Linked DNA regions of Homo sapiens: region 2 is linked to region 1. A link is a contact called in ENCODE Hi-C or POLR2A ChIA-PET data. All regions are on one chromosome and are shown on one strand. Each heading gives the region's core, a stretch centred on a gene start or an enhancer-like site at or near the end of the contact. The rest is flanking DNA. Distances are from core to core; before and after follow the strand shown. Region 1 holds the start of LOC105376040 (a long non-coding RNA gene). Region 2 holds the start of FAM201A (family with sequence similarity 201 member A).

The links. Hi-C counts contacts between places; a loop is a spot of excess contacts on that map. ChIA-PET counts read pairs that join two places held with the same protein, here RNA polymerase II (POLR2A). Pooled maps may share reads with other maps.
Region 2: a loop to region 1 is called in a pooled map, with 5 times the contacts of the local background. The contact joins the promoter of FAM201A here to the enhancer-like site in region 1. A Hi-C loop is called at or near these places in 3 of 37 single-sample maps with no recorded cell type and 3 of 50 pooled maps. POLR2A ChIA-PET finds 5 or more read pairs at or near these places in 1 of 52 experiments (HepG2).

The regions. Positions count from the first base shown.
Region 1 is chr9:38,371,389-38,377,047 of GRCh38, forward strand. It overlaps LOC107987065 (a long non-coding RNA gene), which reads left to right. Exons shown (of 3, transcript XR_001746670.2): 2 at 1,524-1,589. LOC105376040 (a long non-coding RNA gene) reads right to left here and starts at 4,981. Exons shown (of 4, transcript XR_929605.1): 1 at 4,897-4,981; 2 at 3,885-4,120. RefSeq lists a silencer at 124-418. Within about 2 kb of position 1,408, at least 2 of the 41 ENCODE cell types and tissues checked have a DNase peak (open chromatin) inside an H3K27ac peak, as active enhancers do.
Region 2 is chr9:38,619,087-38,624,404 of GRCh38, forward strand. FAM201A (family with sequence similarity 201 member A) reads left to right here and starts at 2,002. Exons shown (of 2, transcript NR_027294.1): 1 at 2,002-2,279; 2 at 2,746-4,198. ANKRD18A (ankyrin repeat domain 18A) reads right to left here and starts at 1,510. Exons shown (of 16, transcript NM_147195.4): 1 at 994-1,510. The coding sequence starts at 1,199. RefSeq lists enhancers at 2,156-2,275, 2,928-3,137.

The sequences.
Region 1 (5,659 bases), core at 158-2,657:
AAAAGAATATGATTCCGAACACCACAGCAAGTGCATCTCTCTGAAGTCCCCTGCTGACAGTGAAGGTAAAGGCAAAGGTGAAGGTGGTGGGGCCAGAGCGTGGAAGGGAAGCTAGAGGTTTTCCGAAAAGGTCATTCTGTAAGAACCCAGGGGCTATCCTAGATGCAATTGCCTGTTCTAATAAAGGAGATCTCAATACCCACTTCAGTCTCCAGCACCCATGCAATTATCTGAGGACTGGTTTATGCAGAGGTGAACAACCTAATCTCACAGCAGGTGGCAGCCTAGTGTCTTGCAAAGTCACATGCCCTACCTGTGTTCTCACTCTGCTCCACTACTTACTGGGCTTGTGGACTTCTCTGAGCCTCAATATTCTCTTCTGTAAAGTGGTTGCCTACTTTGTAGCAAAGACGAGAGTTCATGACTATAAAGCATGTGTACACCTAGTATATGGTTGGCTCTCATTAAGGAGAACAGCCTTTTGTCAGGGCTGGAAATGGGCTTCTTTCTTGGTGCTTAGTCTCATTACTGCCTGACTTAAAACTTCTATCCAACTGGTCTGCGCAGCCCAGCAGAAATCCCTCAAAGGTGGTGCGTGGAGCCTAGACCTGGGACCCAGGAGACCTGGATCAGTTCCTGCCTCTTCCACAGACATGCTATGTGACCACAGACTGGTGCCTTCATCACTCTGCGTCTCAAAACTCCTGTCTGGCCTTGAGGTTAATGGTTTCCAAACACTTTATGTTATTTATTCTTCATACCTACCTTAGGAGATAAGTACTGTTGATATCCCCATTTCACAGATATAAGAACTGAGGCACAGAGAGGTTAAGTTAACCTTGGCATGCCCAAGGTTATACATCTAGTTAGAGAGGCAGGGTCAGGATTCAGTTCCAGCTCTGTCTGACACCAGAACCTCAGAAGAGTCTCCACCCAGGAGGACCTCAGTGCAGAAACAGAGAGGCAGGGTGGGCACGGTGAGACCCAGATAGGGTTGCCAGCCTGACAGATTTGAGGAGAAAGAAAAGGACTGGGAAATTGGGAGGGGATGGGAGAATCCCTTTCTCATCAAGGCAGCTGCAAAGGGAGGAACTGGTGGGGACTAGAGGCAGTGGGGGGCACAGGGAGTGGCAGGGAGGCAGTGCCAGGGGAAAAGGGGGGTCCTTTTGAGAATGTCTGGGACCTCACAGGTACAGAAAGAAGCCTGAGCTAGAGTTAGGGGCTTCAGCCTCTAGCTATGCCTGAAGGGTGCTGTGACCTGGGCAGATTCCTTTCTGTTCCTGGGTCTCAGTTTCCTCCTTCGTACCATGGAGGGTGAGTCCAGGAACTCTTCCAGGCCCTCCTTTGGGTCTCCAGCCTATAACTGAGGGCCCAGCCCAGAGCAGATGCCTGAAAATTGCTTACAGAATAGTGGCGTGAGCAGCTGAATGGAGGGGGGTCAGTGGTGGGGCAAGGGCTGGCTTAATGGAGTCACGCCCTTGGATGTGATGCTGATTAGTATCCTGATTATTGTCTACTTACAGCCCTGCTTCTCTTCACTGGCTGATGTGCAGACATTTATTAGTAAATCTTCACGGCGGTCTAGGGAGGTAAGTAGGGAGGGGGAAGCCTGTTTTACAAGCTTTGGGGGCGAGTATTGGGTGGGAGTGGAGGAATCAAAAAGACTTGAACCATTTGCTGGAGCCAATTTTGAGCTCTCCAGCAAAAAGAGATGCTGGAAACGCTCTTGTCTAATTCTCAGCTGCTCTGCCATTTGAATTCTCTCCACTCGAGAGATTGAAAACAGGCAGCTACAGATAAAATCTGTATTTTATTTGGCCTGCAAAGGGTGTTTAAAAATTTGTGGTTAATATTTAAATACAGGGAAATTTGGAGCATCCAACTCATCCACAGATATCAGGGTATAAATGGATACATCCCCTTTGAAAAGCTGATTGACATTTTCTACTATAAGCAGAACACATGCGTGCCTGGTGACCCAGCAATTCCACTCCTAGGTATGCACCCAACAGAAATGCGTACACACAGCCATCAAAAGACGTTCAAAAATGTTTATGGCAGCATGATTTGTAACAGACTGAAACTGGAAACATCCTAAATGGCCAGCAACAGGAGTGGATGAATTAATTGTGGTATAGTCACACTAAGGATTCTGTACAGTAACAAGGATGAAAATTAGCCAGGCATGGCTAATTTTATTAACTGTATAGTTAGTTATTAATTAGTAGTTATTAGTGATTATGAACTATAGTTGTTGACTATATAGTTATAGTTATTAACTATAGTTGCAGATGATGTCAATGACTTGTGGACAGATAGCATCTACAGTGTGGAATGCTGAACAAAGGAATCATTCCTATATTATTCACTGTATAGTTAATAATAGCCATGCTGTACATTAGGTCTCCAGAACTTTTTCATCTGCAAGTTTGTACCTTTCGGCCAACATTGCCCCATTTCCCCTACCCCTCACCGCTGGTATAACCACCCTTCTAGTTTCTGTTTCTGTGAGTTCACCTTTTTAAGATTCCACATATGAGTGAGATCATGCAGTATTGATCTGTCTTTCTGTGTGATGGCTAGATGGATAAAGCAACTTTGGTACAACAGTGCCCCCTTATCCACGTTTTCACTTTTTACAGTTTCAGTTACCCTGCAGTCAACCATAGTATGAAAGTATTAAATAGAAAATTCCAAAAATAAACAATTCATAAGTTTTAAACTGCGTGATGAAATCTTGTACTGTCCTGCTCTGTCCCACCTGGGATGTGAATCATCCCTTTGTTCAGCATTCCACATTGGAGATGCTACCTGCCCAGTTGTCATCAACATCGTCTGCTCTTGACATCCAACCACTAACATACTTATGGCTCAGTGATGCAGAATCCACCAAAGCAGATGAAGTGGGCTTGTATATTAAACACGCAATGGGCTGCTCTTTACATTCACAAATAAGAATCATCTCCCTGACTTATTTCACTTAGCATAATGTGCCCCAGGTCCACACGTGCTGTCACAAACGGCAGGAGTGCCCTCTTTTTAAAGGCTGAATAATATTCTGTTGTTTATATCTATAGTAGTCCCCCTTATCCTCCCCATTGTTCTTTTTCAAAAAAATTCGATAAATTATGATAGCTTTAAAATATATTTAACATCAAGCTTTAAAAAGAAATTTGCCTGTCAGAGCCAATGATCTGAGAATTACTATAAACACGTTATTTACTATAAAATTACATGCTAATTACTATAAACATGTAATCATCAGATTACAAAATAATCCCGATTTAGGAACAGGTAGGATGAAAGTGTTAATACATTCCAAGACCCCTAGTGGATGCCTGAAACCTCAATAGTACCGAACTCAACATAGCTTATGGTTTTCCCTATATGTAAATACCTAAAATAAAGTTTAATTTATAAATTAGGCACAGTAAAAGATTAACAACAATAGCTAGTAATAAAATAGAACAATTTTAACAATATACAGTAATCAAAGTTATGTGAATGTGGCCTCTCTTCTCTCTCTCTCAAAATATATTCCTGGCCTTTGAACACATTTCCGTTTACAACCTCCATCCTACAGTGTCCTTGCCAATGGTTTATCTGGCTTCTGTTTGCACATGCTGGTGACAGGGGGCTCATTCTCTCCCCAAGTGGTGCCTTCCATCATGGGACCATTTTGCTAGTTAGAAAGTGCTTTCTGAAGCTGACTTGAAATGTAACAGACTCACAGACTCTCACAAAGAGATGGGAACTTGGAGGTTTCCCAGCCCAGAAGTCCTTATCCTTTTCACCCTCAGAGACCTTTTCCTTACCCACCCCCTTGGGCTTGTTGCTGGAATATATTTTGTCTGCCTCTTAAGTTGCATTTATTACTCACTCACCTGAGAGAATGTATTTCCAAGTGACAGCATCCTCTGGAATATTTCAACTACAAAAGGCCTTTGACTGAGCGCTGTTCATCGAGTCCAGCCCCGGCTTTGCAAATAAACAGCTGACACCAAGAGAGGAGAAGCAACACGGCTGAGGCCACAGGGTGACAAAGCCTTAACAGGTATCAGCTCTCTGGCTGGCCATTCACATCCTCATTGGTCTCTGGATTGTTCTGGTCCAGCTTAACCTTAGCATACAGCAAAGAAGAGATGGGAAAGAGACAAAGGAGGGGTCCACTTTCTTGCAGAGAAATGGAGAGACAGGAAGGGGGTCCAAGGCAGTCAAGCGCCCCTCAGAGCAAGGAGGACAAGTGCTCTGGGCATAGGGTGGGGGGTCTGGGGGACATATCTGGGTGGGAGCCGAGTGGGCGTGCAAATAAACAGCAGAGCCCATCACTCCCTCGAAGTCCCTGCAGATCCTGCCCACAGCTGCTGACCCCTCACACGCTCTAAGCTCCAGCCACCGCCTTCTGCCCAGTCCCCCGCCCCTACCGTGCACTTCCTACCCCAGGCCTTTGCTCCCACTGCTCCCAGGCTGGGGCTGATTCTCTCTCCTCCATCCTCCATCCTCAACCAATACGGATGGGGGCCTGTGTATGTCCTTGAGTGTGCTGGTCACCTTCCGTGGCTCTCATTCTTTTAGTCCTTATCATGACTCTGAGAGTTGAGTATTGTTATCCCTAATTTACAGACCAGGAAATTGAGCCTCAGAAAAATTAGGTTTTTAAATGTTAGGATCACAAAAGATTAAGTGGAGAAGTGAGATGAGACCCCAGGTCTTTAAGCTTGAAATTCAATGTTCTTTTGAATATACACTTCACCATCCTGCTTTTCATGTGAAAAATATGCCAAACCTTAGGATCTCATGTATATGCATGAGATGGCGGCTCCATCTCTCTTTTCTCCCCACCCCCCTCCTTTCTCTCTCTCTCTCTCTCTCTCTCTCTACCACCCCTTCTCCTACCTTGTGAGGACACAGCAAGAAGGGGAGAAGGCAGTCATCTGGAAACGAGGAAGACAGCCCTCACCAGAAACTGACACTGTTGGACCTCGATCTTGGACTTGCAGCCTCTAGAATTGCAAGAAAATAAATTTAAGCTGTGGACTCTGTTATTTAAGCTCTCTAGTGTGTGGTATGTTGTTATGGCAGCCTGAGCGGATAAGACTTCCTTTCAACAACAGAGGAGAGTGGGCCTGCAGCAGGGGTCGGGGTCGGGGTCAGGGTCAGGGTCAGGGTACCGGGGAAAATCCCCGGGGCCCCTCGTCAAGGAGGCAGACTCCAAGATCCACCCCTCTGGATTCCAAGTGGGCATGTCTGAGGATGAGCCTCAAGTCCTCATGATTTTGAGAGGCGATCTCTGACCACCCTCTGAGTACTGCTGGCCCAGAGGGTCCTCATGGTCCCTTCTGCACCTCACCCTCAATGTCAGTGAAGCCCAATGATAAGCCACATCACTTGTCCCAGCAAATTCTTCATTTTCAGACATCAGTTCATTCTAAGTCATCCTCTTTTGGCCTTGTTTAATATTAGAACATGGGAATGCAGAGATCAGTGGCTGAAAATAAGCTGAACATTTTTAAAAGAGAAAATGAATCTCTGCACACTTCCGGAAAGTGGAAAAAAGTGCTCTGAGTTACTGAAAAGTTGGCAAAGTGCCTCATTGGAGGGACTAAAAATTACCAATACTAGAAAAGAGACTGAAAGTATCTCTTGTAATAGCTACCTA
Region 2 (5,318 bases), core at 752-3,251, 250 kb after region 1:
AATTTTTAGTTTGCTAAATCAACTTTCAGAATGCCTGCTTGCGAGGTCATTCTTACGAAGGCCTTTGTTAACATAAAATGTACCTGTATAAATAAGTCTTTGCGTTTTCTTCTGGTACTTTTTCTCATTTTGCATGTGTAAAAATTTCAGTCTGAATTCCATCAGGAACCCATTTTTGCGACATAAAGTTTCATTAGTTTTCTTCACACAGCAGGCATTTTATTAATAACTCATCTTTTCCTACTCATCTGAAACGTTACCATTATCCATCCCTATGTATATATCTTACATATATTTCAGTGTTTTTGGATTTCCTGTTCTGTTCCATTTATTTATCTGTGTTTTCAGCTGTTAGTAAATAATTAATTGTGGGAATTAATAGCACATTTTGATATCTAGAGGAGCAAGTCTTTTCACTCCATTATAAACATTTTTAAATGTCATCACAATGGTAAGATAGATAGCAAGTGTCATGCAAAAATGATAAAACCTTGATATCTTCATTCAGTTTATGTAAAACTGATAAACATGGAAACAGTTCATATTTTGAGAAAACTGAGTCTTCCCATTCAAGGAACCCACCTCGCGCTTCCCAGTGTCCCTCTAAGAAGCTCCAGTAAAGAACCTGTCTACCTAGGTGGATTCGGATGTAAAACCGACACAGGGTTTTATCTGAGAACTCTTCGCCTACTGAAAAAGGCTCATGGTATTTTTGACAGGGGAATGAGTTCTCATTAGGCACCTCCCTATCATGTATATGGCCCCATGTTTTAAACGTGGATATGCCTAACTTTGTGAGTTAAATCACTCAAATTTTCCACCAAGCGCGACGGACGGGGAATTGCCAGCGACGGAAAGCAGCTGAGGCTCCATTTGGCTCCGCTGCTCCGAGGGTGCCCGGCGCCCTCCAAGGTCCCCGCCCCAGGGGCTGCCGGGCTGCAGGGAAGCCGGGCCTGCGGCCCCCTCCCACCGCGGGCTGAGTCCCCGAGCTACCTGTCTTTTCTGTCGCGGGCGTCCAAGTCCCGGAACCTGCGCGTCAGGCAGCGCTCCACCTCCGCGGCGTCGCCCTTGATGGCAGCCCTGTGGATCTTCCGCAGTTCCCAGTCCCGAATGTCGTAACCCGGACCCGCATACTCTTGGTCCATGGAGCTCAGGAGCGCCTGGCCCAGGCGTCTCCCGAAGCTGAAGAGCTTCCTCATGGTGGCGACTTCTCAGACGCCCACCACCCGCTCCTGAGCCGCGGCGGCTCCTCGTGGCCTTTCCACCCCCACTCCGCCCCAAATCCGCGATCTCCCCCGCAACCCGCGATCCCCCCCGCAACCCGCGATCCACCCCCAAATCCAAGATCCACCCCCAAACCCGCAATGTAGCTCAGAATCCGCGATCCAGCCCGGTCCACCACAGCCTTCAGCAGCGACACTCGCAGACTCCGACCTCTCAGACCGAGTGAGCCCAGCTAAGCCGTTAGGCGCGCGCCTGAACCTCAGCGCTCCGAACTCTCAGACCGAGTGAGTCCCCGCGATGCCAGTTAGGCGCGCGCCTACAACTCAGCGCCAGCCGGGACTCCGGAAGCCGCTCCCAAGCCCTCGTGGCCGGCAGGGGGCACCTGCAGCACGGGCGCACGCGTCGCTGGCTTGCGGGTTCTCCTGGGCTCCCGCGGGACGTCCCGGAATCCCAGGAGTGCATCCCTTCCCGCCTGAGGGCCTGCCTGGCCCTGACTCCCGACCCGCTCCTCCTCCGAAGAGAGATCGGGGCCGCTGACAGGGGCCCTCCGCAGCCACCGGGGATGGGACTGGGGGGTCGGTTCCTGTCCCGGTGCAGCCGCCGCCGGGTAGACCGCCTGGCTTGGCCGCAGCCAGGGCGACATGTAGCCCCGGTTCTGCCAGGCTGGGAGCGCCAGCCATCTTGGGAGTTGCCAGGCAGCTGTCGCCAGCAGGTAGAGGGCGCCTGCAGCTTGGGCGCCCAGGTGGTGGAGCACGGCCTAGGCGGCCTCTGGATCGCGAGTGCACCTGGCCTGAGAGCCCGCCAGGCCCTGCCCCTGCTCGGCTCCTCGTCTGCTGAAGCTCGGGACCTCTAGCCAGTGGCCCTCTGCAGCCACGGGGAATGGGGCTGAGAGCCGGTTCCCGCTGCAGGGCAGACCACCTAGCTCAGCCGCAGCCACAGGGACATCTGGCCCCGGTTCTGAGATGTGGGGAGTGCTGGCGGGCTCGGGGGTTGCCTGGAGGCTGCTGCCTGCACACAGAAGGCGGATGCAGCTTGGGTGCCCAGGCGGGCTGGAGGTGCATGGCCTGGTCGGCCTCGGGATCGCCAGCGCGCCCAGCCTGAGGGCCCCCAGGCCGTGCCTCCCGCCCATTCCTCCACCGGAGGGGGATCGGGGTCGCTGGCATGGGCACTTGGCAGTCACTCCGGATGGGGTTGAGCAGGGGTTCTCAGTTTTCGCCCCTGTGCAGCCGCCGCCGGGCAGAATGCCTGGCTTGGCCGCAGCCACTGCTACACCTAGCGGGTCGGGCGGGCCGGGGGGTGAAAGCGCTGGGAGGCGGGTGCCTTCTCGCCCTGTGGCGCCTCTGGGCCCCACGGCTTGTCGGCCTCCGGCGCGCAGGGCTCCCCAGCATCCTGGGCGCCGGCCCGCTGCCTGCACAAAGTCAACTCAGACAGGATGAACTTCGGTTGCCTTGTCTGGCTGGGCTGCCAGGCGGGGCAGCTGACCTGCTGATGGGGTGACTTTCTTCATCTTCTTGCCCACAGGACAGCGGGCTGGGAAGCCAGGGGCCGCCGGGACCTGGGGCTGGAAACCACATCTGCCCACAGCCGCAGCCTCCTGCACCTGTCATCCTGGCGGCGCCCTGACGTCGGAGAAGCAGCAGGCGCGGAGCTCCTGCAGCGGGCACCGCTGCAGCAACCCGACCCGGCGCAGGCGGCAGTGGAAGGCGGCCTGCTAGCACGGCTCCCGCGGCCCCAGGACCAGGGGTGCGGCCAGCACCGCCCTCACTCCCCGCGTCTCGTGGATATTGCCCTCCCTGGAGGCGGCTGGACCTAAGCGAGGCTCGCAGCGATCGGCCCCGCGAAGACTCGCATGCAGGGCTCAGGATCCCGCATTCTGGCGCCGCGGCACCGCACCTTTCAGCAGCCCTGCTCCTCTTCTTGTTGGTAAACTTTTGTCACTCTGCCATGAAAAGCATCCAGGCGTCCTTGATTTCGACATTGCGTGCACGCTCAGCCGAGCTCATCAGACGGGCGGTTGTCCCCAGAGCCCGCGGGTAGCTTGTTCCCGGGCGGCGGCTCCTGCTGGATGCAGCTCCTTGTGGGCCTACCAGGCTTGGTGGAGCCACAGCAGACCTGTGGAGAGGAAGAGTAAGGCGGGCTCTGCAGGGCAGTGGGCCGGGACCATGAGAGAGGCGGGTCAGTCTGGGCTCCAAGCTCAGCCTCTCGGATTCCCCGGGACCCACGGCTTATAATGCGCTTAAATCCCACGCCTCGCCCGAGAGACAGCACGTCACCGTCACCGTCACCGCCTAGCGCCCCTGACCCGCTCCCACTCCGCTGCAGCGGAGGGTGTGTGAGGGAGAGGGACGCAGGGAGGGAAAAGCGTTGGGAGGGCAAACATCTTTTCATAAGCTTTTCCCCTTCTATATGCCATCTCTGATGGGAGCCTCTTTAGATCTTTCGTCCATTTACTAATTGGGTTGTTCGATTTCTTATTGTTGAGTTGTAAGTGGTTTTTAATGGTCTGGATGCCAGACAGGTGTTTTGCAAATATTTTCTCCGTCTGTGGCTTGTTTCTCCATTCTCTTATTTCCTTTCCCAGAGCAAAAGTTTTTAATTGTAACGACTTCATACCAATATCTTCTTTCATGGTAGAAATTTGTCTTTTATGTACTTTACTGTTGTATCTACAAAGTAATTGCCAAACCCAAAGTTACCTAAATATCCCTTTTGTTATTTTACAGAAGTTTTACAGCTTTTGGATTTAAATTTAGGTCTAAAAATTGAATTCATAAAAGTAGAGAGTATAATGATGCTTACCAGAGGCTGTGTTGCTGGGGAGAAAAATGGGAAGTTGTTCACAGATGCAAAGATTCAGTTAAACCGGAGAAATGCGTTTTGAAATCTATTGCACAGCAGGATGACTATAGTCAATAATAATGTACTGTATATTTAAATAACAAAAAGTAAATTTCAAATATCTAACCACAAAAAATAAAATTGAGGTGATGGGTATTTTTTATTTTATTTATTTATTTGTTTATTTATTTATTTTTTTGAGACAGAGTCTCGCTCTTTCGCCCAGGCCGGACTGCAGTGGCAGGGTCTCGGCTCACTGCAAGCTCCGCCTCCTGGGTTCACGCCATGAGGTGATGGATATTTTATCCTCGATGTAGTCATTCCTCATTTTATACACATATCCAAGCATCACATTGTACCCCATAAATGTATGCAATTGTGGTTTGACAATTTAAAATATTATTAACTTAAAAATGTGTCGTTCGAGTTAATTTTTGAGGAGCAAGGTCTGTGTCTCAATTCTTTTTTTTTTTGCATATATGTATATATACATACACGCAATGTATTCATCACTGTTTTTGAAAAAGCTACCCTTTCTCCCTTGAATTGCCTTTACCTTTTTGTAAAAGATCAATTGACTGTGTTTGTGCACTCTTATTTCTGAGTTCTCTATTCTGTTCCGTTGATCACTTTGCAAGTCCTTGAACTTTGTTCCTCCCCCACAATATTGTTGGCTATTCTTGTTAGTTTGTCTTTCTATATAAACTTTAGAATTAGTTTGTCAATTTCCACACAATAATTTATTCATGTTTTCACGAGAGTTGTAATGAATTTGTAAATCACACTGAAGAGAACTGACATCTTAACAACACTGGGTCTTATTTTGTGAATACAGATGTCCCTTCATTTATTTAGATCTTTAATCCCTTTCAACAGATTTTATAGTTTTTCTCACATAGACCCTGCCCATATTTTGCTAGATTGTGTCTATTTCATTTTCTTGATGCTAATGAAAATGGTATTGGGCTTTTAATTTCAAATTCTCGTTGTTCATTGCTGGATGTAGGACAGCAATTGATTTTGTATATTAACCTTATACCGTGCAACCTTGCTATAATCCAGAAGGGTTTTTGGCTGATGCTTTGAGATTCTCTACATAGAAAATCAAGTTATCAGCAAGCAAAGGGCATTTTAATGCTCCCTTTCCAATCTGTATACCTTTTATTTTATTTTCTTGTCTTATTGCATTAGCTAGGATTTTAGTATGATGTTGAATAGGAGCAGTGAGAGGGGATAACATTTCCTTGCTTCTTTTG